Regions from separate parts of the Homo sapiens genome. Here regions 1 and 2 are each linked to region 3. Evidence: chromatin loops called from intact Hi-C (ENCODE). Cell type or tissue: PC-9. All regions are shown on one strand. Each heading gives the region's core, and the rest is flanking DNA. Links, peaks and the distances in the headings are about the cores only.

The links. A loop is a pair of places that touch in the nucleus more often than their neighbours do. Peaks named below come from ENCODE experiments on the same cell type or tissue, not always from the same donor. Only the 100,000 strongest peaks of a DNase experiment are listed, where the experiment ranks them.
Region 1: it touches region 3 in a loop (2.6-fold over the local background); 3 of 110 quality-filtered maps call a loop at or near these places.
Region 2: a loop joins it to region 3, with 8 times the contacts of the local background. A loop is called at or near these places in 6 of 110 quality-filtered maps.

Annotation. Positions count from the first base shown.
Region 1 is chr13:97,136,094-97,146,263 of GRCh38, reverse strand. LOC124903197 (a long non-coding RNA gene) reads left to right here. Exons shown (of 3, transcript XR_007063844.1): 1 at 1-3,745; 2 at 4,256-6,293; 3 at 9,189-9,229. It also overlaps a transcript of MBNL2 not described here. Among named protein-coding and RNA genes, the nearest start is that of LINC00456, 38 kb to the left of the region's middle. In PC-9, for the core only: no CTCF peak of the experiment used is centred there; DNase peaks (open chromatin) are centred at 3,573 and 4,483; H3K4me3 peaks cover 2,548 bases; H3K27ac peaks cover 3,112 bases.
Region 2 is chr13:97,116,695-97,126,864 of GRCh38, reverse strand. No RefSeq gene overlaps it. Among named protein-coding and RNA genes, the nearest start is that of LINC00456, 58 kb to the left of the region's middle. In PC-9, for the core only: no CTCF peak of the experiment used is centred there; DNase peaks (open chromatin) are centred at 4,164, 4,784 and 5,704; H3K4me3 peaks cover 1,302 bases; H3K27ac peaks cover 3,029 bases.
Region 3 is chr13:97,251,816-97,261,985 of GRCh38, reverse strand. The region is part of intron 1 of MBNL2 (muscleblind like splicing regulator 2); the gene reads right to left. All of the region lies in intron 3 of LOC101927385 (a long non-coding RNA gene), which reads left to right. Among named protein-coding and RNA genes, the nearest start is that of MBNL2, 35 kb to the right of the region's middle. In PC-9, for the core only: a CTCF peak has its summit at 3,938; DNase peaks (open chromatin) are centred at 1,855, 3,885, 4,695 and 5,465; H3K4me3 peaks cover 3,544 bases; H3K27ac peaks cover 5,000 bases.

The DNA.
Region 1 (10,170 bases), core at 2,176-7,175, 120 kb after region 3:
TTTGGGAGGCCGAGGCGGGAGGATCACGAGGTAAGGAGATCAAGACCATCCCAGCCAACATGGTGAAACCCCATCTCTACTAAAATATTAAAAAAAAAAAAAAAAATTAGCCGGTTGTAGTGGCACACGCCTGTAGTCCTAGCTACTCGGGAGGCTGAGGCAGAATAATTGCTTGATCCAGGGAGGTGGAGGTTGCAGTGAGCCAAGGTCATGCCACACACCACTGTACTCCAGCCTGGTGACAGAGTGAGACTCCGTTTCAAAGAAAAGAAAAGAAAAGAAAAGAAAAGAAAAGAAAAGAAAAGAGTAGAACCCTGTCTGCAAGTAAAACCTGACATGGAAGCCTGCTATACACATCCAATAAAAATGCAACTGCTCAGGTGAGAATCAAGGTAGATCAACTGCTTGGTCTGCCTTGCCTTGTTTCAGGGAGCAGCCCCTGAGGGAACCAGGAAGAAGCCTTATAGCACCAGAGGGCAAGGGCTCAAGAACTCAGAACTAGACCACTTGGCAGGCTCTTTTCTGCAACAAACTATTATTTCATAATATAGTTACACTGTGCAGTTCCAAACACCATCCAATGCCCATATCTTTTAGCTTTTTTCAACGGAAAAATAATGATGGCTTCAAATATATAGCTTGAGGAATAAGTAACAGAATACGTGCTGCCAACTAGTTATGAAATAAAGTATGCAGTTAACATCAAGGCCCATGCCCTCACTTCATATGGCAAGTTATCACTGCAAGCTACTGGGCACCTGCATCCTCAGACACCTAGGTTCTTTTTCCTTGGACACTTTTCTCTTTCTTCTCATCATCCTCTCTCTTGCCTCTTACAGTCCCTTTTGCTCCCTCCTTTTCTCCATATCTTCCCTGACCTCTCTTTTCTCTCTTTCATTACCAATTCTTTCTTTCTCTTTTCTTTCTTATCATGTTGCTTTTTTTAGCCTTTGTTTAGCTTCTATCTGCTCCTTCAGGATCAGTCAGGCCTGGTCAGGTTACAGTGCAATAACACACATCTCCCAAATCTCAGATGCTTAAAGCAACAAAGTTAATTTTACAGTCCTTCCACAGGCCCGTCACAGGTTGCTCATTGGAGTTGTTCAGGGACCCAGGCTGATGAAGCAGCCATTTTCTCAAATGTTGGAGAGAGAGCATGTAGGGAAGCCTGCGTTCTTTCCTGAAGCTTCTACCTAGATATGAAATATGCATCACTTCCCACATATTTTATTGCTAAAGCAAATTACACAGACAAAATTTAAATTGGTGGGGGAAGCACAATGCTACCATGTGCCTGTAAGTTTAGAGGGTTCAAATATTTGAAATTCGCCTAATGAGTACCACTGTCATTATGTAACCTTCACAGCTCTATGTCAGGGTCCTTCCGAATACTTTGCTTCTAATGTTCTTTCCCTCTAGCCCTGCACCTTGACCTCCTTATTTGTTCCTATTTGAGATCTTCCTTATTTCCTCCTCATCCTCCGCCGTCATGTGGTGGCTGCACCAAGAGTAATTATAAGAAGTATCACTAGGCTGGGCGGGGTGGCTCATGCCTGTAATCCCAGCACTTTGGGAGGCTGAGGTGGGCGGATTACCTGAGGTCAGGGTTTTGAGACCAGCCTGACCAACCAACATGGAGAAACCCCATCTCTACTAAAAATGCAAAATTAGCCAGGCGTGGTGGCACATGCCTGTAATCCCAGCTACTCAGGAGGCTGAGGCAGGAGAATTGCTTGAACCCGGGAGGCAGAGGTTGCAGTAAGCTGAGATTACACAATTGCACTCCAGCCTAGGAAACAAGCACGAAACTCTGTCTCAAAAAAAAAAAAAAAAAAAAAAAGAAGTATCATGTCTAGAGGCAGGGAGAGGAGCTTCATGGTTTTTAATGCACAATTTCTGGGATAACATGGTTATAGTCCTCTAAGCAGAAGAGAAGGCAGTATCAGGATCCTACGGGTATCTGGCCCTAGCTCAGACCCCTCCTTCATGGAGGTGCGATCCTAGCAGACTCTGCTCATTCCCAGCTGTTGCTGCTAAGGCGAGGTTTCTGAAGGCTCAGACAGAGCAGCCGCTCCCTTTTCCCACTCCACGTGGCACCACATCAATAATCATTTAAACACAGCCGGGCGTGGTGGCTCATGCCCGTAATCCTAGTGCTTTGGGAGGCCGAGGAAGGCAGATTACTTGAGGTCAGGAGTTCGAGACTGGCCTGGTCAATGTGGTGAAACCCTGTCTCTACTAAAAATACAAAAATTAGCCAGGCATGGTGGCGGGAGCCTGTAATCCCAGCTACTCGGGAGGCTGAGGCAGGAGAATCACTTGAACCCAGGAGGCAGAGATTGCAGTGAGAGGAGATCATGCCACTGCACTCCAGCCTGGGTGACAGAGCAAGACTCTGTCTCAAAAAAATCAAAACAAACCAAAAAACTCATTTAAACACTCTTCCTCCATAGCCATCATTGAACTATCGAAAAATAAGTCAGGGTAAAACCATTCCCATTATACTTTATACATATAGAGAAATTAAATGAAGCAAAAATAAAAGAGAGTTTACTCAGTATCAATCATAGTTAGAATGAATCCTAGGAAGTAACTGCATTGTAAAATTATACGGAAATCCGTAAGTTAAAGTTAAATCTTAGCTGTCAACAAAACATCATCTGTGAATTAAAGAAAGGTGAGTACATTTACTTGAGTACAAACATTATTCATTTCATCTGTACCAGGGACTAGTAAACCAGAAGCCAGCAAACCTATCATACCTGCCTCCTGTTCTCCACCTTGCTGAAGAGTCACATGCAGTTTTGCATGTTAGACTCCCCTCCTGGATAGATTTCAACGGCACAGGGGTTTGGGGAATTTAGGAAGTGTTGATGGCAGGAAGGTCCTTCAAAGAATTCTAACATGTTACCAAGAGTGCTGAGACCCAAATCAGCTAATGGCTATGTGGTATGATCAAATACAAGTTGGCCTAATATTGGGAGTGGTTACAGATAAATAGCTGCTTATATGAGATGACAAAGGACATAGGGAAGGTTTTCAAATGCTTCCCTCAGTGTTGACTATGTTGACAAAACTTTACAACTAGAGAATTCTTCCTTTAGGATTTTTTATTTTTATTTTTTAGTTTTCAAGAAGAACCAGTAAAAAAGAAAATATAGCAGGGAGCCACAACACTCATTTTTAAGCTATTATAAACCAACACCATATTACAGAGGTAACTGACATGATAAATCTGGGCTAGGTAGCTAGGTAGGAAGTGAAGAGTTCATGGTCCTAAGAGGATCTGATCCGGTGCTTCTTGGGAAATGGGAAAGACTGAAGACAAGACCTGCTACCTTCTCATTTTTTTGTTTTTTTCTAAAGAACAGCTCTGATTTTTCTCAAGGCAAACTAAAAAAAAGTCTAAGATAAAAAAGCAAAACCCATCTTCCCAAAGTTGCATGTTAGTTGCATTCCCTGAGCCCCTAGCTATATCTGAGATTTCCCTTTAGGGAAATTCCACAGGTTACAATTCCTTGGGTAGGGTCCCTTTAAGTTGTTGGTTAGAGACGTGGGACAGGAAGCGGAAGCGGAGGTCAGGCTGAGAGGAGATACCTAGGAAAGCCGGGGCACAGAGCAAAGCAGCCGTGGAGGCGTGCATGACCAATGCAGAGCCAGCCATAGACTCTTCCAAGCCTCCTTCGAGGAGGCCAGTGTGGGGAGGTGGAATATGTAGGGATGAACACCCACACTATGTGTGGAGGTATGTTTCACTTTAGGTTTTGATGAACTAAGACCTAAGAACTATCGAGTTTTCACAGTAGTTCCAAACACTTTCAAATACATAACCTAGTGGAGATTGTTTAGACAAGGTCCTTGCCTTCAGCATTTGATGATTCTATTTATAATTGAGAAATCAGAGGTGAATCTATCGTCTCAATAATTATGACAGGCGAAGTTCCATTCTTTCTAGGAAATCAAGCACTCCTGGTTAATGAGTTTTTAGAATGCAGAATTAATACCTTATCTTTTCTAAACTTTCATATTAAATCAACAACTTTCTACTGTTTTATATACAGCTAAGAATAAATAAGCACAGTTATAATAAGCATCAATTCTCATTAAATGAGAAAGCTTTAATTTAATTGATAGAGAAACCCTCTGAGTTTTTACCCCATTAGTTTTTCCCTTTTCCCTCTCTATCAATTTCTATCGGTTGCTAGTCAATTTTTTTTCTTTTTTGTTTTGCAAATTAACCTTCTCTCTGGTTCAGTTCCTTAGGTAAAAAATACTAGCAGTGCCTTACTTTAGGGAACTGAATATTCTGAGCTATAGCCAAGGAGAAAAGGTGATCACACGGTGGCCTTCCTCTACCTGGGTGAATGTTCCAAGGCTCCTCAGACACAGCTCTCCATTCTCTGCGCAGCCTCTGCCTTCCATCTGCCTCTGAACAAACAAACAGCTACAGGCAAAGTAGTAGCTCGCAACTCCAGTTTTGCATGGGAGTGACTCATGTCACAGAGAATGTGAGTCATTCTCTGCTCCAGGGGAGTTTACACTCAGGCTTAGCACAATCGTCCTTTTCCCTAGCCCTCCTCCCTTCCCTGCAAGCTTTGAGGACTTTGAACTCCATAAAACGATCCTATAGAATAAAAGAGAGTAGTGACAGGGTGTGTGTGTGCAAACTGTAGTGTGCACAGAGGCACCAAAGAAGTTGTAGACCTAACTCATCTGCAATTAAAGACTGCAGAAAAAATATGTGAGCTACTTTTAAATGAAGAATATTCAGCATAAAGAACAATTGGAAAAATTCAAACATGTATTATCTCCTCTCAATAAATACTATTTCCTCAAAAGAGCTGGCACAGTTGGCTGGGAGCGGGGAGCATTTTCCTACTCTTATGAAGATGGTTTATATTTGATTTGCATTTCAGATTTTTTTTTGTAAATTACTGAACATACATCATGTAGTCAGACCCATCTTAAGAAATGCCATCCTTCCTGCCATCCTAGGCACGCTCTCATGAGACTCCCTGCAGTGAGAGCTTGTGTCTAAATGTCAGATGTAGGACAGATATAAAGGACAACTTTGATCACAATTCTGGGCCAAAATGATTACCTTTTGGGTTCTTCTCCTATAATCATCTTTTTTCAGAGAGCTTGTGGCTTATTCGTTTGCTCAAAATAAAGCACATTATTTTTCATAAGAGAAAAAGAAACTGAGCTTATGTGATCTAAAAGTGTTAAAGTATAGCCAATATGTATTATTAGAAGCAAATATGTTCTTTTTATAAAAGACAATGCAAAAGCCTTTCTAGACATTATTTTTGTCAGAATCTGCCAAAGAAAGAGAGAGAGATGGGCACAAGGAGTATTTCTCAGACGCCAAATCAAAGAGAAAAATCTTAGGAGAGATAAACATTATGTCATGTTTCTGAAACTTCCTGATTATACTTAAAGTAGACCATCTGTCCCCAGTGACGGAACTCACTGGATGAGACCTTGAGGAATGTAACTCTTTGTAAAATTTCTGAAACATTGAATTTGCTCCCCAGTAGTCCAACTTTGTAGCAAATCTGTTACCCAGATGTAAATTTAGAAGCATCCGAGTTCTTGGCTCCCTAAAGGAAGAATTTCAATTTAGAAGAGGCATTATAGACTCTAACAAGAGAAGAATGGCTCAAAACCTAAATTACCCCAAACAAACCGGGATGCAACATAAGGGAAGTAAGTGGAGAATTCAGCATTAGGGAAAGGTGAATATGAGCTGCTCTTACCACTGAGAGAAAAATACTGTTACTGCAAACAAAAATGAAACTCACAAATATGATCCAAATGTTAAATGTATGCTCTGGTTTTGAAGAACAAATTCATTCCTCACTAAGCATTTTCCTAAGCGTCATTCAGTACATGCACAAACTCAAACTTGACATGACATCTACCAAAGGCGTGTGTGTGTGTCTGTGTGTGTATCTGCCTGTATATCACCAGTCTTCTACAAAGAGGCAGATGGTACTAGGGAAAAAAAGCTGACAGAGAACCGCAATATAAATCGTGATACAATTCTTAAGTTGAGTAAAAATGGGACAGGAGAATCGTACAAAAATTCAGCAAGAAAAGCTTGAAGGAAAAAAAAAAAAAACCGTGGAGGAAATGGTGGAAAGCATCAGGAAGTGGAGCAAGCTTGGAAAAGTGAAGTGGGAGAAATGCTGAGTGACAGATGCCATGGACCTGTAAGGGAGGCAAGAGGATGGGTCCAGCCTATGGAAGAAAGCAGAAGAAGGGAACAGCCACTTGTGAAATCCCAAGAGGTAAGAGAGATAGAGGAAGTGATGGCTGAAGGTCAGGAATGTGGCATCCTCCCTGCCCACCACAGCTGCTGCCTCTCCCTGCTGTGATGGGGCTGAATGTTGGTAGTGAAATGGATTGATCAGCCTCCCAAACGTGCCTCATGGAGGCCTCTGGCTGTGGGGATCTTTGGAGTCTCAGGCAATATTCCCTCCATGTGCGTCTGAAGCTGGGCCATGACACACAAGGAGATTCTGTCCGCTCCTTGCACAGAAGCCCTCTGAGTGCACTTGGACATGGTGGTTTGAAAATCAAAAAGACTCCCCAAAATGAATCTGACATGTTCACAATGTCCCTAATAACCATTGTACTCATGGCAATTATCCCCTAAAGAGGTTTTATAAATCACTACATTGCTTTCACACTGCCAAACCAAGGTTGTAATTTTCCATTTCATTAGATTTATCATAGTTATGATAGTTTCATATAATGAACACCATATACCCATCACCTAGAATTTTAAAGTGTTAGCATTTTGCTGGATATACTTTAATTTTTTAATGTAGTATTTAAAGTAAATTCAAGATACTACATTTTACTTCTGAAGACTTTAGTAGCATCTCTATAAACTAATCTTGTTCTATATAATCACAATACCCATAGGGCACCTAACACAATTAATAAGACCTGCATATCATATCATCCCTGTTCTCTATTCAAATTTCCCCAGTTGTTGCCCCAGTGAGTTTTATGACTCATTTATTCAAAGCAGAAGCCAATCAGTGTTCACAAATTGCATTTACTCATTATATTTCTTTATTCTCTTTTAACCTCGATCAGCCCATCCACACCTCCTTCCCTGCATGTTTCTTTTCATGTTCTTGACCAGGAGGAGAGACTAGCAGGGGTCTTGGGGAATGCTCTACCTTCTGGATTTGTCTGATTATTGCTCATTGAGTCATTTATCTTGGTTCTCTAACCCCTATATTTTCTATAAACCGGAAGTTAGATAAAATTTATTGTATACATTTGGCAAAATGACTGCACAGATGCTGCTGCATACTTCGTAGCAAATTGCATCAGGATCCACAGGTGGTCCTATTTTTCGTGATGCTGAAAGTGATCGCTGGGATAAGGTGATGGTAACCTGATCAACATAGCTAGCATAATCCTACCTCTTAATGCTCAAACTTGCCAAATAAACTGCCCACTGGCAAAGTTTTCTGTGCTTATAGCAGTCACAAAGCCCAGGCCAAAGTCTCCCTTGGCTCCTTTGTCCCATGCCCCACCACTCTCCCCTTTCTTGGACCCTTCCCATTGGGCTAGACCAAGAGACCATTATTCTGTTTCTTGTGCTCGTGGAATGATTGGCAGCAATAAGGGCTAGCATAAGTATCCAGTGAAGTCGAGTAGAACTCCAGCACCTAGTGTGCCAAAACAGTAGGTATATTTAATGAACTAATTAATATGGGCTAATCTAGTTTGATGGGAGAGTGGAGGGTGCTATGGACTGAATGTTTGTGTCTTCCACCAAATTCCCATGTTGAGGCTGGGCACGGTGGTTCATGCCTGTAATCCCAGCACTTTGGGAGGCCAAGGCAAGCCAATCACTTAAGGTCAGGAGTTCAAGACCAGCCTGGCCAACATGGTGAAATCCTGTGTCTACTAAAAATACAAAAATTAGCCAGGCGTGGTGGTGCACACCTGTAATACCAGTTACTCAGGAGGCTGAGGCATGAGAAATGCTTGAACCTGGGAGGCAAAGGTTGCAGTGAGCTGAGATTGCACCACTGCACTCCAGCCTGGGTGACAGAATGAGAATCTGTCTCAAAAATAAAAAATAAAAAATTTCCATGTTGAAACCTAACCTCCAACATGACGGTATTTGGAGGAGGGGCCTTTGGAAGGTGATTAGGTCATGGAGGTAGGATTAATGCCTTGATAAGAGGTCCCAGAGACTTTCCTGGCCTCTTCCCATATATGAGGACACAGAGAAAGGATAGCTATTTAGGAACCAGGAAGTGGGCCCTCACCAGACACCAAATCTGCCGATGCCTTGATCTTCAACATCCCAGACTCCAGAACTGTGAGAAATAAGTTTCTGCTTGTAAGCCACCCAGTCTATGATGTTTTTGTTAGAGCAGCCTGAACAGACTCAGACAGAGGGCATAAAGCAGAAAAGAGAACACAAAGGAGTGGACATTTTATGGGAAATGGAGGGATGAAAGCCAACATTTTTGGAGACTTTTTTTAGACTTGTAGCGTCATGTAGTATGGTAGCTAAGAGTTGAGACTCTAGAATCAGGAGACCAGGATTCACACTCCAACTGTCGTCTTTTCTGGCTGTGTGCTCCTGGGTACCTAATGTAACATCACTGGACCTTGTCTTCTCACCAGTAACTGCACATTAAGGAGACTTTCCTAGTCTGGCTCCTTGGCAAATAACGGTATGTAAAGTTCTTAGCACAGTGCCAGGCACACAGGAAAAGATCACCATATAGAGGTTGCTACTATTGCTAAATCCAGCAAGGCATTCAGCAGTCATTTGCTGGTGCCTATTTTCCCATTAAACTCTCACAAGAGATGTCTTGGGAAAGTCTGGAGTGAGGGAAACCCATTAGAATCAGTCATTGTATGGAAGTCAGGAGTTTTGGTCAGAAATTCCCCCAATCTGACCTGATCCAAGTGATATGGCTTGGCTCTGTGTCTCCATTCAAACCTCATCTCCAATTGTAATCCACAGGTGTTGAGGGAGGGACCCAGTAGAAGGTGATTGGATCACGGGGGTGGGGGGTGGGGCGGTGGTTTCCCCCATGCTGTACTCATGATAGTGAGGGAGTTCTCATGAGATTCTGGTTTGATAAGTGTCTGGTGTTCCCCCTGCTCACTCGCTCTCACTCTCTCCTGCCTCCATGTAGGACATGCCTTGCTTCCCCTTCTGCCACGATTGCAAGTTTCCTGATGCCTCCCCAGCCATGTGAAACTGTGAGTCTATTGAACCTCTTTCCTTTATCAATTACCCAGTCTTGGGTAGTATCTTACAGCAGTGTGAAAACAGACTTACACAGCAAGTATGGGTCAGAAATAGGTGCAAGAACAGCTAGAATGGAAAACTGTCTCTTCTTTAATGACATGGGGCTGGGGGCTTCCCAGATGCAGAATTGCCTCTTGCTCTTTTCCACCATGGGGATTCTAGGGGCCTGAAGCTCTCTCTTTTCCTTTAATCTCCTTGGGGAATACTTTCTGTATTCAGCAGGCCTATGGGTGACGTATGGCACACACCAACATCAATGGAACGACTCCTCAGCTCAGACAGCCTAGGATGCCAAATGCCAGGGAGAAATGTGGGAGTGCCCACTGCAGGGTGCTTAGGGGGTTTGGCAGGCAATGGGATGCTCTCCTTCTCCTCTGCAATGACTGGCACTAGACTTCCTGGCTCAGTGCGTGCCTCTCAAACAAGAAACCTCCTGTTCCTTTGGGACTTTCATAATGTGGTATTGCATTTCAATAATCAAGGCACTTTTTATTCCATAAAAGGGAAAGTCAATAACTTCTACCACTTACAGTTTTACTCTGATAGGAATTAAAGTTGAAGCTTTTCCATTTCATTGAGCCACCCACAAAAGGGAGAGAGAAAAGCACTGAACTCTTCAGAAAGCCCACGTTTGAGCAAAACAACCAAATAAACATTCACACTGCAGCTTTAAGATAATTTTCCTGAGTTCCACTTTTAACTTTCAGTGCAGCTTGTCAGGAGGCTGATCTCCTTCATTTGGGGCAGGTTCTATAGGATATAGCTCTCGAAAGAATGAGATACAAGTCAGCAGATATTTATTAGGCACTTATGACATTACCAACCTTAGTTACCAGCCTTAGGTGAATGTCTCCCAGGAGCTTTAG
Region 2 (10,170 bases), core at 2,025-7,024, 140 kb after region 3:
CCAGAGACTAAGCAAGCCTGGTCCAAAAGCCAAGGTTACTCCCTTATTCTGAAGTCTAGGAGAAGCAAATCAGAATTTGATGGCCTTTTAATACAGAAAATACTGTCTTGAGGTTTGAGTATAGTACTTATGATTTCTATTTTAATGACAAGGAAACTGAGGCTGACAGTGACTAAATAATTCATCCCAGAAACAATAAATGAGTGGCATGACTAATATATAAACCCAGTTTGGCTCCCAACCTTGTGTTCTTCCCCCACATACACAATGACTCTTGGTTTCATTCTTACTGCCATGTAATAGAAATAGCAACCTCTCACTTGTAGGGCCCCTGTCTGCTTCGGCACAGGGAACTCCTTCACACCTGTCCATACTTCCACGAGGAAAGGGAGTGCTGTCCTCTTCTCCACGACCACAGCAGATCTTGTTGTACCCCAGGCCTGCCTCCTGCCTCCAGGGTGTGCAGTCTTCCAGATTTCTTGTTAGAACAGGAAGGCCTGGATGGAACCCCAAGCCCATAGGACCCGTGCTAATGTCCACACCCTCAGCGCCTGAGGCCAGAAATGGGCAAAGAGCCAGACCAGGTAGTGTGGCCAGCTGATCCCATTTGAACACAGGACCTTCAGTTAAAACTGGGAACAGAGGATGAGTTAGTCACTACACTTGCTTTTCCGCAGAGAGGCCAAGGCTGGTGTTGGAAGAGCAGAGACCCTCCTGCTGGGTGGAGCGCAGATGGGCAGGAGCCTCTGGTGTATGGCAGGGGCTCGCAGCCCTTCTTGCAAGTGTAGAGTTACATAATGACACGAAGATGGATATGATTCATCAGCCCCGCGAGGGGAGGAACACACACACACCTAAATATAATTTACAAGTGGCGCCTCTTGATGGTATTGCACAACCGAATTAGCTCCTTAAAAAAAAAAAAAAACACCCACTTTAAAGCACAACAGATGATCTGTACTTATGCTCCAAAGCATAAAAAGTTTGCTCTGGTGGCAGAAATGCCTGAGACAAACAGGACAGACAGAATTTGGATTTAGTTCTGAGAGAATTGTCCTTGTTACTGCAAAACACCCCATGTCCCAGACGACTTCCAAGATTAAAGTCCTGATCCGACTGTATGTATCATATGCCTGGCTTTTCACATGACCACTTACTTATTTGAGAGCTCACTAAGTACACCTAATTCCCTCCACCACAACGGGAAGATTGATAATGACTAACAGAAGACAGGGGGCGTGTCGGGTTTGTGAAAGCTTGCATCTGGACTGGTAGAAATCTCAGCTGTATTGCAGAATGATTGATTCCTCCAGGGAGAAGCAGGCTCATGGGGGAGGGGAGGATTGTAACAGCCAAGGGTACTGCAGTTTCAAACACCTAGAACTGAGAACTGGGGGTGGGGTGGGGGCTGGCTCTGGAAGCACCCCCGGAGTGCTGCCCTGCTGAGTTTATTTTGAAAGTCTGTTTTGAATTTGCAGCACTGCCTCTTTAGGAGGGTATTTTAAGATGCTCTGCCAACCCACAAGGCCTCCAAGTAGCTTTTGTTTCTGTACTCACACAGATGAGGAGCTAAACTAATTGAGAGAGTGACCCAAATTTGTGAGTATCACAGAGTATCACAATTGGCCTGAATTCCTGCAGCCTCTGCATGAGTCTATATTCATGTCCATTTGGAAGTCGCCCCTGGAACCCTTGCAAAAATGTCCTCACCCACATATAATCAGCAAACATATTATCAGTTCCCCCTCCTAAGTGGTGATGTCGCAAGGTCCCATGAAGAATTTCAAGGGCTAAACTCTTTCTGAGGCTTTTGTTCATATAAACACAGCTTAGCAAAACAATTACTGTTTTCTTTCTTTGTTCATTAACAGCACAGTGCAGCTTGTACTCAGATATCTTCCTTTAATCGAAATAATTTGGGTGTCCTGGTGTTGATCTACCCAAGGTTGTAAGAGAAGAAGATTCACCTTACAACCTTGAAATGTTTTCATTTTCACTCCTCCAAGCACAGTTTTCTAGGCAAGAGCACTTCAAACCATTGTCATAATTCACGGAAGAAAATAAAAGGGGAAAAGTCTCTTTGCTCCCCTGCCTAACCCCGTCCGTCCTCCGCCCCAACACACACGCAAGAAAAGGGAAGAGGCATCTAAGGTAAGGGACAGGAGTGCAGGTCCTACCGGGGGCCTGTCGGAGAAGGCTTGTTTCAGATGGGCATTTTCTATTTAGTTTATAGGTCTCTTTCTCCCTTTTCCTTATTCCCAGCTTCCAATCTCCCTCATGATTAATAGATACGCCAGAAAGCTTCTTATTCTCTCTTTGGGAATTATGCTTATAAAAAAGAGTAATTTGTGCAAAAAAGCAACTTGCTGAGAGAAGGTGGGCAGGCAGAGCTCAGGAGCTTGTAAGGAAAAGGTTCGATGAAGGCGTGTGGGTGGCCTGCCAAGCACCACATGCAGGAGTTGGTGGGGACAGAAGGAGTCATCTAGGCCTGGGCTATTGGGGGCACACTCACCTGCATTGCATCAGTGTCTGCCCAGAGTCTCATCTCCAGATCAACTCAATGGCTGGCCAAATCCCAAGTCAGTCTGATTTCTTTCTTTCTTTTTTTTTTTTTTTTTTTTGCTGGAGTCTCGCTCTGTTTCCCAGGCTGGAGTAGTACAGTGTTGTGATCTTGGCTCGTTGCAACCTCTGCCTCCTGGGTTCACGTGATTCTCGTGCCTCAGCCTCCCAAGTAGCTGGGATTAGAGGCACACACCACCACGCCCAGCTAATTTTTGTATTTTTAGCAGAGATGAGGTTTCACTATGTTGGCCAGCTGGTCTCAAACTCCTGACCTCTAGTGATCTGCCCGCCTCAGCCTCCCAAAGTGCTGGGACTATAGGCATGAGCCATCACACCTGGCCTGGTCTGATTTTTTTCTGAGGCATAATTGAAATTGGGGTTCAGGGATGGTGTGTTGGGGCAGCATTGCATTGAGACATTGCACTGGGGGCAGAGAGACTGAATCAAGCACTAAATAGAAACTTGGAGAGAAAAGTGGGAAGAAAAAGGAAGAAGAATATTGAATTTCCTTGAGCCTTGCTGGTCTACTGGCCAGGAGCATTGACATCTGCTGGAAACTCATTAGAAATGCATAACCTCAGGCCTCAACCCAGACCTACTAAAAAGGAACCTGCATCTTGACAAAATTCCTATGCACGAGAGAATATGAGAAGTGCTGACCTGGGTTATCACCTGGGAGCTTTGAAAAACGACCTCCACCTATTTCCCATCCTCAGGGCCTCCCGGTCAACTGGTCTGAGGCAGGGCACAGGCCTGAGTACTTTTTAGAAGCTCCTCAGATGACCTTAATGAACATCCATGGTTGAGAACCAGTAGAGTGCAATACAGCAGTGGTTCTTGAAATGTGGTCTTTAGGCCAGCAGCATCACCTTCACCTGAGGACCTGTTAGAAATGCAGATTATTGGGCCCCATCTAGACCTACTGAATCAGAAACTCTAGAATTGGGGGCCAGCAATCAGTATTTTAACAAACTCTCCAGATACTGGTCCAGCTTTGAGAACAACTGTTATAGAAGTATCCAAAGCAGAAATAAGAGCTATAAATGCATTCAATTCTACTACTCAAAAACCTCTGGAAAATATCCATCACCTGTGATATGAAGTCCAGACTTTTCAAATGACATTCCAGGCTCTCCATGAATTAATCCAGCATGCTTTTCAAAACATATCTCCATACTTTCCTTGAACACATGCTTTTAAAATGAGTGGATCGGATACTAGAGTCCCTTCCAGCTATAAAATTTAGTGATTCTGTGCTTCCAAAGCTATACCTTAGGCTAAATTCACTATTTCCCTGAATATGACAATATATTAATAGATGCTTACCTTGTTTGTCTACACAGGTGTCTCTCTCTTTCCATCTTCCCAGGTCAGGTGCTGCTCATTCTTCAAGGTTAGGTAGAAATGCTACCTCATCTACTAATTGGTTTCCCCAGCCAGAATGAACCTCTCTCTCTCCATATTTTTCATATCACTTGCTCATCGCATTCACTTCATTGTTTTCTATTAGTCATCTGCTTGATGCTTTGGCTCTCAGCCATATTTACTGTTTCTTGAAACAGAACAGTGTTTTATTCTTTCTTCTTTAACCACTCCCTGCCTTTGGGTGTCTAGCACAACCCTCTGCACACAGAAAGTGGCATATAAATATTGATTGCATTGAAACGAATGGGCTCTCAAGACAATTGAGACTCTATGATGAATCATGACTGGTTTTTCAAATACAGTAAGCAAGCAGAGAATGCTAAACCAGCCAACAAGAGCACAAATATCATGAGTCTAATGAAGGTGACTCTGTTCCCGTGATTTGGTTTCAAAATAAGTCTAAGTCGCATACTCAACTGAAATCCAGAAAAAGGAATGATATCAAATTTTATACTGGCTGGTCCACATGAGTCACTGAATAATTATTTTGTTAGATAAATTTTTAGATGGATATTGATAGAAAAATTTCAAGACAAAAGATCTTGAGAACTAAAGAGTCTTTATTTTTTTCACCAGTGTGTACTAAATATAACCTTTCTTGAAATTTAATATGGATTAACACTCCCAGACACATTACAAATTTTATCTCTTTATCTTCACAACCCTAAGAGAGAGGTATTTTTGTTCTCCTTTTCCCTGGATAATCTTGGGCTCCAAGAGGTTAAATAAATTCCTCAAGGGCTTCTGGCCAGATAAGAGGCAGGATAAGGAGCCACACTCTGATCATGCCAAGTCCAGACAGAACCTTTACTCTCTACTATAAGAGAGTAAAGAGCAAGATGCCTGGTATTTCAAAGATTTCTAAATACCTATTCATCCTATGTGACTAAGTAGACTGTGTGTTTATTTCTCCTTTTTGTGTTTATGTTGTTAACTATATGCTTCTAGATAGTAAGGCAACAAGCCTTATGAGAATGGTTACTGATGTGCCTTTTTGTTTGTTTGTTTGTTTGTTTTGAGACAGAGTCTCGTTCTCTCACCCAGGCTGGAGTGCAGTGCGGTGATCATGGCTCACTGCAGCCTCGAACTCCTGGGCTCAAGAAATCCTCTCTCCTTGGCCTCTCAAAAGTGCTAGAATTACAGGCATGAGCCACTGTGCCTGGCTACTGATGTGCCTTTTCCTGAAGAGATTAAAGTGGAGAGGAGGAAAGAGAATAAGAATGTGGAAGGAAGAAACGAAGTCCATCTTCTAGGTAGAGTGGGATAGATCTGAAATGCGTCTGATGTTTCTTTAAGAATACTACATGAGGAAGATTTAAATTTGTATCTGGTAACATACAGCACAAACATAGGCAACACAACCTACCAAAGCATGTCAAGGGCAAAAGGCAGTGGCTTCCAGTAGTCAGTTGCAGGCACTGTCACCAATGTGCTGAAGAAGTCTACAAATTGAATGATTTTGTCCTTTTACCTTCCTTTATCAACAGCACCGCCAAACTCTGTTCCTCAAAGTGCTGTCTCATTTCCTCCAGCTCTAGAATCTTTATGTTTTTGGAACATCTCCCTATAGAAGGAATCATCTCCCTTCTTGTTTCATAGTTTTTTACATTTAAAAATGACCTCTTGCCCCACACGCCCACTTCTCAATCTTCCACCTTTATTCAGGACTGCCAATTTCTCACTGGGTGATAGAGTCATTTTACACTAAGGAGTGAATGACTAATAAACATTTCCAACCAGAGGAATGCACCTGAAAAAAGATATATATAAGACAATAAGAAAGAAATGATGATTAAGTGAGTTTTCAAGTAGTTAACATGTAGAATTATTTCTAGGTGGGGTCCAGGAATGGGTATATGTTTATTGCAGGGTGGACTGGGATTCTGATTCTCTCTGGTTGGTCTGAGAACAAAATTCAATATGGAAATTGAACTCAGAGAGGCTCTGATCCAAGTCAAGCACAATATAAGAACAAAGAGGCTGGAAAGAGAATCAGGAATGTTTAGGTCTAACCTGGAAAGAAGAGCTTAGTGCCACAAAGCAGAGACCAAATGGAGCAATGGAGGCAATAATGCCACCAATGGAAGTTGCCATGGAAACCCTCATCAGCAAGCAGGCAATTGGATTTTGGAAACTGACCGAAGCAAGACTTGATGGCAAGAGAGAGAAGAAAAGGATGAAGCCCTAAAATGAAGTCAGACATTGAAGACGAATGGAGTGACCCCATTGCCCTTGTGCCAAGGAAAGTGCACATCACTGGTACATGACTAAACATGACAGATCTGAACAGCCAATCTCTCCAGCCAGGAGGTCCATGAGCAAATGTGTGAGAATCTGCCTTTTGGTGGCATTACAGAGCTCATGATTCATCCTGCAGAACCATGTGATAGGTGGGTGGAATCTCTTTTAAAATATTTCCAAGAAGAATAGGTAGCATGTCCATACCTAATTTTTAGCAGAAATTATTTCTCCACTGAAATATTAAGAGCAGAGGCAGGTAAAATGATTACTGCCATGATTTTTCCCACTCAGTATCCCCTTCTGAATGTGGATATGAGGATTGTGCCAGCATACCAAAGATTGATTTCTCTGTTTTCTGGCTGAAACTGATCCTGAAATTATATGATTATATGGACTTACAACATTGGCACTCGTAATGCACATGGATTGGTTTTCCATAAATTATCACTTGAAGAAAAGTCTGTGGTACTAAATGTACACATGTGGTTACAAAAATTTTCCAGAGAGGAAAAGCCGAGAGAATGCCAGAGAAAAGAAAGAACTCTTTCAGCATCACACAGGAACTACAGAGGGCTGATTCAAAAGTGGAGTATACACATATCACTGATCCCTGAAATATGGAATGAGAGATTCCTCAGGACAATGAATACGCTCTTGGAAATAGTGTATATTAGAAAAAAGTAAAACAAGTTACCATGATGTAATATTGTATGTAGCAAGAAAAGAGCAGGTGCCATCAGGAATTTGAAGATCTGCCATGAGTGTTTCTGACCAGAGTAATGCTTCTATGTTCAATAATATAATATATATGCATTATGATCCTAGTAACTTCCTTTTGTAATTATAAGTTATATCCCAACTTGAGGCTGGCTACAAGAAGGACTTGAAGTGAAATGACAGGATAGAAAAATGCTATGCTTTTAAGGAATTGCTATGTTATTAGCTTAATGCTATAACCTTGACAGGCCCAACTGAGGAGTGTGCTGGGACTTCAAGTCCAGACTAGAATAGAAGAAAAGAGACTAGAACAAAAGAGGGATGAGGCATGACCAGGTCACAACAGCAAAGTTGGCGTATGATTTGTCACCTGGAGAGAGGGGGCGAGGATTTAATGGTTAATCACATTGACTGGAACCAAAAAGGAGATTATAGCCAAAGAATGAGTAAAGAACTAGAGCAGATGTTTCCAGGCAGTAGTAAATATTGAAGTTGAGTGATGGCAGCCCTTTGGTTCCAGAAAGGTTGTCCAATTCAGAGCACGACTTCAAGAGGTAGAGTAGGCATGAGAGTTAAGGGGTGAGAGTTAAGTTCCCTCATATGACAGGCCAGTAAAATTTAGGAAAGGCACCAAAGTCTTAGCCAAGTGGGCTGGGATCCACCACGTGGGGTTGAATGCATGCAATGGACCCAAAACACAAGCCAGGAACGTAAGCAGGCATGGAATCTTATAGATTTCTGCAACCACAGAGGGAATAAAAGGCTACATCTTAGCAAGCTTGAAGCTGAGACTTGGCTTAAAATCATTTCCATATAATAGACTGCCTGATTTGTGGTAGTCAAGGTTTGGTTGAGAAAGGAGAAACCACTGCAGATATTTCCAGCAGAAAAGATTTGATGCAGGGAGTTTAAGGTTCACAAGACCTTTGGGAGGCTAAGGGAACAAAGGTCAGTAAGAGCTGCTTTTAGAATTTAAGAAAACTTACAACTATAATTTGTCAATTAATAATTAAAAAGTAAAAATATTAAAAAAGAATTTAGGAAATCAGGAAGTTCAGGAATTGCAGGAAACTTTAATCAAGATCTCAGATGCCTGCAACAGCCCTATAGGTGATTTACAAAAGGACTCTTGGAAGTCATGGTCAAATCTCACGCAGGCCATCTGCAAAAGTCCCTAAACCTGACTGTTGCTGCCACAGGAACAATACTTCTGTCTCCTTCTCTTCTACCTCTGAATTTCACTTAAGATCTTCCTATTCACAGAATTGAAGGAGGCTTCTGGGAAATGTAGTTCCCAGGCTTCGAAGCCCCTGTGATCCAGAACACAGAAAGGGGGAAAGAGATAATCTGGCACAAGGCCTAAGTGAAAAACAATATCCCGAGTGGAGGTAAAGATGTGATACTAAAATAACTCCCAGAAATGGGTCAGATTGAAACAGGAATTTGGTAAGGCTGGGGCGTGGGATGAACACTGAGGAACAAAGTCCAGTAGATCCTGTGGAGGCAGCAGATGCTACGTAAGTGCTTGGAAGGACAGATTGAAGAGCAGGTGAGACCATGTTGGGTAAGACAAGCAAGATGGGGTGTATGGTGTGTGCAGTGCTACTACCTCCAAGAGCGACATGATCCACTTTATGTTCTAGAACTTTCATTAAAGCATGGGGTATAAATGAAAGGCATATAGCACAATTGTCTGGGAGGCAGGATTGCCAGTTAAAAGGAAGCTTCTATAGTCGTCCAGCCATTTAACTGATAGTTATTGAAAATGTCCTATGAATAAAACATTCTTCCAGACTAGGAAAAAATTAAAGTAGCCTGAATTAGAGCAATAGTATTGGAGCTAGAAAGAAAGAGAAATGTGAAAGGAAATTGAAAAAGAAGTTGATAGAACTTGACAACTGAATGGAGAGCAGGTAGAGAGGAGTCCAAATGGGACTCACTAACCTGTGGTCTGGGTAACCTTGAGTAACAACTGCTCATTGAGATGTGGAGCATGGAATACAACTTGAACTTGTGTGGTTCTGTTTTGGATAGGTTCTGTGTGAAGCCCGTTAGGATGTATAAATGGAGAAGTCCAGCAACAATGGAGATGTGGGGCAGATTGGTCTTCTGCATTCCTGACGGACCAACACAGCTGGCCACACATGCAAATGGAAGTAACAATGACCTACAGGTGTGATTCTGGAGGCGCTGATAAGGGCCATCCATCTAGAGAAGTTGTTTCCTCATTCTATGCCCTAAACCAGTTTGATGTCTGAAATCCAACTATTAGCACTTCACACTGTTAGCATAAAGTTAAAGCCTATTAAGCTTTTGCATGTGAGTACCTCCCTACAGCGTGGGAGACTGGAAAGGCCACTTAACTCACACTTAGCCTGAAGACAGTCCCAAACATTGATATGTCCCAGTTAACAACTGCTCTCAGAGTTAAGAACATGGCCTTGAATAACTGGGACAAGAAGAATCTTTGGATCCTACATAAAGCAGCGATGGGTCAGAGAGATATCAAGGGTTCATAGACTGGGAAAACCTTCCTGCAACTCTGTCTTCTGTCTTTCTTTATAGGCCCCCTTCCTGCTTTATAATTTTTACTTTATTTCTCTATTAATAACTTGATTGTTGAAGCCTCAGGAAATTCCAAGGCTATTTCTCCCATCAAAATGAAAGAAATGCATTAAATGGTGCATTCCCATTAAACTATGATTTACATTATATGTAATGTATATTACATATACATTAATATAGATTAATAAAAATGGAAGCACTCTGTTGGAGGGGAAATATACTAAAAAATCTTTTAGGGCTATCTGAATTAACATGAAATAATACCAAACACAGAGAGAGAAAACAAGAGAGAGAGAAAGGTATTGACTGAGAAAAAAAGCAGGACTGGAAACCTGCAGCCAGCTAAGTGGTGTGACTCATAGCTCTCAGTTTTTGGTAGACAGCTGAAGCCAGAGAACATTCAGAGCTGTAGACAAACACTTAAATTAGGTGTCCTGGTAGAGCAAGGGCTCCCACTGTAACTGCCTGTCCTGCAGTGCATATAAGGTCATCATTGTTATGTTGATTAATGAAGCTCCTGAGAACCCCTCCTGGCCGAAAACAATGGGTGTTACAAATGGTTCCAAGTAAATCCACAAGATTGTTCATTTCAACTATGCCAAAGAGTTCAACACAACAATCATGGGTCAAGAGCTATGTCATATACGCCACAGAATTCGG
Region 3 (10,170 bases), core at 1,713-6,712:
AACAGGACAAGAGCTTGGGGAGATGGCAAGGTAGAGGTATGGGCCAGCGTGCGGCCACTGGCCTCAAGAAGGGGGAAGGACAGGGTGGCTGGCTGTCATGGAGGCCCAGCCTCAGCGAGGAAACGAGACACTCATTTCACACTCACAGGACCCACAGAAGGTGGGAAGTGAGGGATGCAGCCTGGCTAGACAGCAGGAAATGAAACCAGGGCAGCTTCAGTCCTGCAGCCTTTATCGTCTCAGTCAAATCAGAGCTGTTTTACCTGCTGCAAAAGTGGTGCTGGGGCCTTCCAGCCAGTGCCTGAAGTGTGGGAAATCTTTGGTGGGCAGTTACAGAAGATGGCAGGGAAAGAGAAAGGCAGGGAATCTCAAGTGGCCCAGGAGGCACAACTTCAGCGAAAGAGCGTTAATTTATTCTGAGATGAATGGTTATGCTGTCTCCATCTACCCTTGGCCAGTGGAAAGCAGAGGCAGAAAAAGGGTGCTGCCAAATTTCAAAGGTCAAGGTCTTGGAGATGGGACAATTTAAAAGAACAAAAAGGCCTGAGGTATGAGGCTAGTACACATGGAGGTGACGGCAGTTGAGGAGGTGGATAAAAGGGCTGTTCTCTCCTGGGTGGAAATTTTATCTGTGATCTTGCAATTTGTTTCTGAGTGTATCGTTAAATTTCTTGATGTGTGTGCATGTGTGTGAGTGTGAACATGCCAAGTGGCAGCAGTGAATGATGTCAGAAGTGGGCATCGCTGATACTCCCCACCAAGAGGGTTTGTATCCATCATGGGCTCAGCACATCATAATCACATGTGCTGTGCACAGGAGGGAAGAGCCGGGGGCTTCCTTTCTATCGGAATGAATAGCTGCAGAGAAGGTGCAGTAAGAATGCACACAGGTATCAAGGAGAAGAAAAAGGCAGGTGCTGGACAGTGTTGGAGGAAGCAGTGTGGGGAGCCAACTGATAGATTACTGGGATGGGGTTAGCATCTTCATTGGCAAGACAACACCCTCGAAGAGCTCAGAACAAACACTTACTGAGAAGTGTTTGAGATAATGTTTTTAAAGGGAAAGAAAATAAAGATGAGAGTGATCCAAGGGTTTATGCCTGGTGGCCTGTGCTAATTTAAAAAAAAAATAAGGAGGTTAGCATATCTGTGGATGGGGAAGGTGGAGAGGAGAAGGAATGGCTGGAACACAGGCAGTTTGGCTGCAAAATCCACCAGGCCTCTGTTTAACCACTCTCTTGTGTGGTTTTATGGCTTCAAATGCACTCTTTTGTACAGTTTTATGGCTTTAAAACCCACTAGACAGTGACATTTGTGTTCTTTCTTTCTCCCCTCCTCCCTCTCTCCGATACCCTACATCTGATCCAATGGCAGATGCCTCTGGATCCACATTCCTAACGGCGCCAGAGTCTGACCACTTCTCACCAGCTGCACTTGGCCCCTGCCTTGGAGCCAGCATTCTCTCTCACAACATGAGTGCAAAGCCTCCTCACCAGTCTACTGATGCCTCTACCCTTGCCGCACTGCAGCCACATCTCAATAAATCATCCTGAGGGACTCTTTGAAAATGTAATCAGATCATGTCACATTTCTGCCCAGGAACCTCCAATGGCTCCCCACCTCACAGAGCGGGACTGTCAAGAGTCTTCTGACGGCCTACACTGACCTCGGTGACTGGCCCCATACTTTCTGACTCCCCCCAACCATCCTGGCCTTTGACTGCTCCTTCAGTAGCCAGGGACATCCTGCCTTAGAGCTTTGACCTCGCTGTTCCCTCTGCTGGGAATACTTTTGTCCCAGATAGTCACATAGCTTGGAGGTCAGCCTATGGGGCAGTCTTTCCTGATGTAATATTGCATCAGTCTTACCTCCTTACTCTGACTCACCGTGCTTTATTTCCCTCCAAAGTCCTTATCATTATTTAACACTCACATGCATACTTGTTTATCTGTGCATTTTCTCTCTCAACCAGACTGTAATGTCTGTAAGGGGATGGTCTGTCTGTATCCTTAACATCTAGGGCAACATTTAACTTTAGAACACAGTGAGCAGTGAATAGATATTTGCTGAGTGAGCAAGTGAATGAATGAGCAAATAAATGAATGAATACGCCACAGAGCTTACAGTCTGTGCCCGCCTTCATGGTTTGCTCTGTTCCATCTTCTCGATGGGATTTGAAATCTTTCTCAACCGCTGTTGTTGCTATTATTTCAGCACGCTAGGACTCCAGTTTCTTAGCTTTAAAACAGAGAGGCCCCAACAATTTCTAGAGCCACTTCTGTCCTTAAAGTTCTGTGATTGTACAGTGATTGGCAAGGCTGATTTAAGGAGAAGTGTATTTTTAGGAACTCTTCTGGAAATCTTACCAGCTCGGCTGAGTTTGGCCTAGATTTGTCAGCAGGCCTTTTGAGCCGTGGGATCTAAAAGGAGCATCTGAATCGGGGGAAGGGGGACATGCATGGAGCCCATTTTCTTCCTGCTCCCAAGTCCAGAACCAAGGAGGGAGCACAAAAGGGGATTCAGGGAGGGTGAAAAGGTGGCAGGTTCTGCCTGTAGCACTCAGCGCCTTGAGGAGTCGGTGCAGGGGTGAAGAGGACTGGGGAGGTAGATTTGGAATGCTTATGCCCCGGACTGTGAAAAGGACAAAAGCTGGGGGACTTGGTGCCCCAGAGGTTTTATTCTTCTTCTTTACATGTTCTCTTCTCCTAGCACAGAATATATAGAGAATGCCACTGTGCACCAAGACTTCACCAGCACACCCAAGCCCAGTCTTCATGATGTGGTGGTGGGAGATACTGCGGTCCTGGACCTAGAAAAGGGTCTCTAACTTGAATGGGGGCAGTGCTGGGTCCTGAAGGCCATCAGCAGAAAAGATTGCTCAGAGTCTGAGAAGATGTGAACATGATTCTCATTAAGGCTAAGCTCCAAGAGGCCCCATTCCTTGGCTCTGGTATTCTCTCACAAGGAAAGACTGCATTTTTGAGTCACATGAACCTTCAGCATTGCATACTCTGGGGGTTAACATATCTCGAAGTCAGGCCAGAGAGAGCAGGCCTTCCTCTGGCCTGGGGGGTTAACATATGTCTGAACTCAGGTCACAGAGAGCAGGCCTTCCTCTGGCCTGAGCCCTTGAGGCAGTGGCCACAGGTCTCCTTCCTAAGATCTGTGATCTGGCTATTGATCCTATGCCGGAGATAATCTACCAGAAAGAGCCATCCAGTTGTCCAAACTCTTTCCACATCCAGCCCCATCCCACTATTTTTGCAGAAACCAATTATTCTAGCACAGAACCTGATATGGGATATGTGGCTTGGAGGATCCAAGGGTTCAGAAGACCTCAGAAGGACACAGAATGCTAGTCACTTACTTGAACACTGTGGGAAAGATAGCAGCAGGATCTCACACACAGGTGATGGGGTTTTATTAATATTTAACAAAATATAATTTCCACTATTTGACTTCAGCAGAAAAAGCAGAACCCAGTAATCTAGGAACAGGAAGAGGGTAATTTATTAAAACAAGATTTTGTTTTGTTGTTATTACTTTCATCCTAGAAGTAAAAAAGAAAGAAAGAAAGAAAGTACTGCCATACTTCTAAAAATCGCCATCGATGAGCAATGACTCAAACCACAAGTATGAAGTAGCCTACAGAAATGAATGAGTCAACAATTCCTCTTATCTTTCAGGAAATTAAGCTAACTGCTAGGTATTGAAATCAACAACAAATATTTACTGTGTTTAAAGCCTCCAGTTCAGAGGAATTAAAAAAAAAAAACCCTGGCAACAAAGCATATCTTCTGTAAAAATGTGACACCACGAGTTATTAGGTAATGTTATTGCTAAATGCATCAGGCAGGACTCATGAAATCCTGCATCCTACCGCCCCTTCCTTTACTTGGGAACAGATCCTTCTGTTTCCTCTCCTCCCAGACGGGGGGCGCTCCTCAGAGGCTCGTCACTATTGGGCTCTGCTTCCCTGCCGTCACCAGTTGTCATCATTTCTAAGCAAGGTCACCCTGTGCTGTGTCTCCATGGTAACAACAGGCCACCACTTTGAGGAGTGCAACAGAGAAATGGGGAGAAAGGCGAAATCACAGTCACTGATCTGCCCTTGGGCGCGAGCAACTTCTGAGATGCACACGTGGTTCTTCACATTTTATGGAAGGGGAAGCTGAGGAATGGGCCAGTGCCCCCCTAAATCCTGTGAATGGAGGAGTGAAATGTAAAATCTGAGGAGCACACCCTGCACAGGCGCCTGTGCTCATGATTTACATGGAGCTCCCTGGGCCATTCCAACAAGAACCCAGGGTGACTGAAACAAACGAGGTAGAGGGTGTGTGCTTTGGCATCATAAAGATGAACCAAGAAATCTTGAGACATCGACTTTGGTGTACTAAACACTGTCCTGTTAGCTGTATCTTTTGGGTATTTTCTCAGTTATGCAATTCTTATTTACATGGAAGTAGTTTTGCTCTCCCAGGTCCACTGGCCTGTGGACTCCATGCAGTTCCGTCATTCCCTTCTGCCAATTGCATTTCTTTCAAAAACATATCCATTTCCCTGTAAGTGTTTTTTAAGAGGCATACTGCTGAGTAGGAAAATTAATAACCTGGCCTAACCTGTGATACCACCCTCAAGACAAGCTCTCAAGTTACTTGTTCATTATTTTCCAAAACGATTTTATCATCTGAGTTCCTACGTGCAGGCTTCAATTGCTCTTCTCCTGCTCCTTGTTCCTTAAACTGGTCTGACCTCCTTCTCTAAGAGAACCAATGACTTTGAATCAAACCCAACCTGACAAGATAAAATGAGGAAGAAAAAAAAAAAAAAGGTAGGGTCTGAATAATACCTTTTACTGGTATGCAGATTATCACAGGGTTACCTATTCATGCTCTCTGCATATTCCAATCACCAAAAGGCATGCATGAAAAAGCAAATTGGCCATGCAGTAATGCTTTCCGATTTAAAGTATTATTTTGCCAATACAGTCTCTTTTTAACTAACGATGAAATAAATGCAAAACAATTTTTATGATTACAATGAAACCCTCTGTATGTGCAGATGTGAATGATGTTCTGCTTACTGAAATGTGTCTTGTTGGTGGTAATCAAAATGACTTACTTAGCATTTAACGAAAGTGTGCCTCTAAATGAGAAATGATTGCTTACTTGAATCCACACTGCTAAGAATCAAAAGAAACAGCTTATACAACCCTATACCCTCGGGCAAGCCAATGAACTCAAAACTTCAGTTTCCTCCTCTCTACCAGGTTGTCCTGAGATTCTATCTACATACTGTCTATGGAAGATTTGGAGGACTTAAAACAGAACACTCGTATAAGGCATTATCATTCCTGGAGGTCTTACCAAGCCATGGTAAGAAGATTGCAACATTACTCATGGAAATTTTGGTTAAGGCCACTCTGATAACCTGCAGCATTTGGCGGAGATATTCCTGTCTGCTTCACTTTTTCCAGTACGAATGACTCATCAGCAGCAAATATTTATTACGTCTGACTATGAGTTCTTTACTATGCTGGTTGCTATAACCAATTTCCCAGCAAGCCTACTAACAGGCATTCCAAGGTTCCACCCAGCTTCACAAATAGTAGTTCCAATATTTAAAAAAAAAAATTGATTAAAAAAAATCCATGTCCCAAGCTGGCAGTTTTTTTTTTTACTTAAAGTCAATAAATTTTTATTCAAGGAATTTCACATGTCATGATTCTTTCCACTGCCCATCAAGGTCACCTTAGTTTCTCTAAAGAACTGGAGTCAAAATTTATCTTCAAAAGATTTATCTGTTAGTCCTTTTTAATTGAACTGATGTTTAATCCAACTGTTCTGTCAGCCTTGCAATAATTTTTTTTATTTTGTCTTCTTTTATCTCCTTTTAAATATGGATATACTGATAAAAGTTCAAAATTCTCCACCAAGAATCTTTCAGATCTAATTTCTTCAACCAATTTGCTTCAGAGTCATTTGTAGAGTAGGTGAATCTGCCTAGTTCTCAATTTGACACTCTCTCTAAACATGAATAAGTTCAAACCATATCCATTCCTAAACGATCATGCTCACAGTTATCTATCTTAGCTGATGCTTTTGGCTTCCCCAGTGGTTTTCTTTAGAAAGGGAAGCACTTTAGTTACCAAGAGTGAGTGGATGTGCAAGTCAGTAGGTAGATTATGGATGCTTCACGGATAATTGGCTCAGCCCTCCCCTTCCTGTGTTATATCTAAACACAGCACATGAGGTCCTAAACAGTTTCTTGAATAAAAGATCAACCAGCTTTCCTATTTGCAAAGTGGGAAAATGTAAAAAGTGAAGGCTCTCTGAAATACATTTGGCTGCCATCTACGGGTAGCCTCATTGCCTAATTGTTTATTTGAAAATGGGTAAGTCTGGGAGTTAGAAGGATTGAGTGTTAGTTCCTGCACAGTCACATGCTAGCTGGGAGATTTAGAGTAAGTCACAATTCCTGTCCAGTCCTCAGTCTACCCAATCCTAAAAGACGACTCTGGACCAAGCTGCAGTCTTCATACTCAGACGTGAGTGGCTACGTGGCCCAAGGAAAACATAGTGCAGTCTAGGAAAGCATTCATTTTACTTAAAAACTTGATGAGGGTTAAACAGAAAAGTCAAATAATTGAAGTGGTATGCAATTTAAAATGTGTTTTTTATATTAGAGCAAAGATATACAATAGAGTAGAAGGAAAGATTTAGAAGACTTTTTTAGATAATTAAGCAGATTTCTTCTGTCAGTTCTTCTAACTCTGCTCTGCTCTAAGGGTGCTTCAGTGGAAAAACTTGAGATAGTGAACAGCAGGGTCTCCAAGGTGCTTTCTACCTTGGACATGCCAAGAATCATGTTTCCTGCCTCGCAGTTGGAGGGATCCTTAGGGAGCTGCTTGTGACTCATTGGGGTTTGGTTTGTTAACCCTGCAGCAGAAGCACAGGTTCATTAAGGTTGATGATTTCATCTGAATCACTCACCCTTGTTGGAGAAGAAAATAATACTTCTCCACATCTAAATGCCTGAAATGGTCATGATGTATGCTCTGGCTTTAGTGTCACCTTTGCGGCTGGAAATACTGATTTATTTGCTTGAAATCAGGGCCACCCAAGAGTACCTGGGCTGTTCCTGCTGCTGAAAAGTAGCATCTATTGGGTTTCAGTCGTGTTTGCTCATATTTGACAAGACTCAATCTTGCCTTGAGAAATCCATCACATTGACCGTTTTTGTTAAAAATTTATGCTATAGCTGAAAATACTACAGTAATTAAAAAGCAAATTTGGAAGTTTAGAGGGTCTCATATCCCTACGATCCCTATGATCCCATATAAAAGAGAGGCGGGGGGAACAGTGGAGGGGTGGGTAGGTTTAGGGTCAAAAGAAGTCAACGCAGAAGTTAAAATCAGATGTTTAGATTTCTAAAAATTTCTGAATAGAGGCAAATGCCTTTCAGTGGACATTTTAGAGACAGAGGAAGTTAATAACACTGGATTTTGTTTAAATTGAAACTTTCACAGTCAAAATTTTCATGAGCTATTTTCAGAATATTGATAAATACTTTTCAATCATAATGCATCAAAATCCCTTATCATGCTTCAAAAATTGAAAATAATTATATTTTAGATTTTTATGTGTAAGTTATAGTTTATTTTTCAAAGAGAAAGAAATATTAACATTTCACATTTGGAAACTATTCAGTGTTATAACATTTTAATCTAAATATCTAAATGCTTCTTACTCAGCAGCATTTAATAGTTAAAATTTTACATATTTTAAAAATTTGCATTGGGCTGGGCATGGTGGCTTATGCCTGTAATCCCAGCACTTTGGAAGGCCGAGGGAGGCAGATCACCTGAGGTCAGTTCAAGACAAGCCTGGCCACCATGGCGAAACCCTGTCTCTACTAAATATACAAAAATTAGTTGGGCATGGTGGTGCGTGACTGTAATCCCAGCTATTTGGAAGGCTGAGGCAGGAGAATCGCTTGAACCCAGGAGGCGGAGGTTGCAGTGAGCGAAGATCATGCCACTGTACTGGGCAACAGAGTGAGACTCTGTCTCAAAAACAAATAAATAAAAATTGTATTGAAAATTCCTAAAAAAAAAAATTCAGCACATTCCTGGAATGTAAATGCCCAAAGAACATTACACAATATAACATTGTATTGTAATAAGTATTAATAAGAACTTATTAATACGTATTAATAAATTAATACGTATTAATAAATACAATGTTACTGTCTCAAATGAGAAGTTTTGTGTATTGCTATTTTACAAAGAGAATTAACTAAAGAATTTTTTATATGAGTGATAAAACTAGTAAATTTGAAACATGTTTAATTTTCCTGCATTCTTCCCAACTTTCCTCATCTGAGAAACCTTGATAAGAATACAAGAAACTGGAGAGGGCTTTGGTAATGAATGAAAAGGATCCACAAGTGATATTTGTTTTTACTCACCTGCCACAGGTGTGTCTATCTCAAAGGATCAAATTTTAACTCAGGAGCGTATAATTAGAATATAATAAGAACTTAATAAGTATATACATTTTCACTTGATATCATCTATTCAAGCCATGAACATTTGGGGCACAATTATATGAGCAGAACTATGCATCCCTAATAAGGCTAGGATGAGATTCTGTAGGGTTGGGACTATACTTTTTCATTTCTTTGCTTCAAGCACAGAGTTTAATAAATATTTGTTCAGTAGATAAATGGATATATGGATGGATAGATGAAACAAAGCAAACCAAGTTGGTTATCTTTATTTTAAATGTATATATCAATTTGTATTTTCTATGCCAGCAGGAAACTGATGTGTAATTAGTCTTAAATGTACTATCCTGAACTTTGTTTTTAATATCATAAAACTGATATTTATGAGATGCTTGAGTGTCTCAGATTTCAGTTAGCAAGATGAAAAATCTGCTGCTGGTTGCTATAATTAGTTTAAAATTCCCAGTGGGAAACTCATATTCACAACAAGATGTAAAATAGAGAGAGACCTCTGTCACTAACCATTTATTTTTGAGAATTTTCAGAAAAGAAGCTGTTCGAAATTTTCAAAAAGTCAAGAAATGGTGCAGCCAATGCATTAACATGTAACAGTAATATATGGCATAGCTACTGGAAAAGAGGAGAAAATGTTATCATTATCTTCAGATGATATGATTATATAGCCAGAAAATTCAAGAGAATTAAATTTAGTTCTCACAAGGAAAAAGTGAGTTCAGTTAAGTTGCCAGAAATGAGATAACTAAATAAAATTAAATGGAACCAATAATTTTCTTGTTTTCTAGCAATAATCAAGTAGAATATATAATAGAAAAATATTTCATTTATAATAACTTTATAAAAATAAGACAGCTTGAAATAATGCTAACTGAAAATGTATTGGACAAGCAAAAAAATTAACAAAATTTACTTAGAGATGTAAAATAATATTTGAATATAATTGAAAGATATTTGTAGATTCTTGTCATCTAAAAATATTAGTTCTTACTAAATTAATTTGTAGATTTAATCCTATTTTAATAAAACCTCAAAGGGATTTTTTATTGTTGGGGAGGCTGTATGGGTATGGGGAAGAACCTGAAAAATGATTGTGGCATATCTCTGGAAGCAACAGCAGATGAGGACAGAACATAAATTCCTGAAAAGAATCACAATTTATGGGATTGGCTTTGGTATATCTGGATACATGTACTATTAATCTAAAACAATTAAAACAATTTGTTATTATGGAAAGAATAGACAGAAAAATCAATGAAATTTACTAATAATTTCTTGAAAGAGATCCCAGTATATATAAGAATTGAGGATACGGCCGGGCGCGGTGGCTCACGCCTGTAATCCCAGCACTTTGGGAGGCCGAGGCGGGTGGATCATGAGGTCAGGAGATCGAGACCATCCTGGCTAACAAGGTGAAACCCCGTCTCTACTAAAAATACAAAAAATTAGCCGGGCGCGGTGGCGGGCGCCTGTAGTCCCAGCTACTCGGGAGGCTGAGGCAGGAGAATGGCGTGAACCCGGGAAGCGGAGCTTGCAGTGAGCCGAGATTGCGCCACTGCAGTCCGCAGTCCGGCCTGGGCGACGGAGCGAGACTCCGTCTCAAAAAAAAAAAAAAAAAAAAAAAAAAAGAATTGAGGATACAAGATA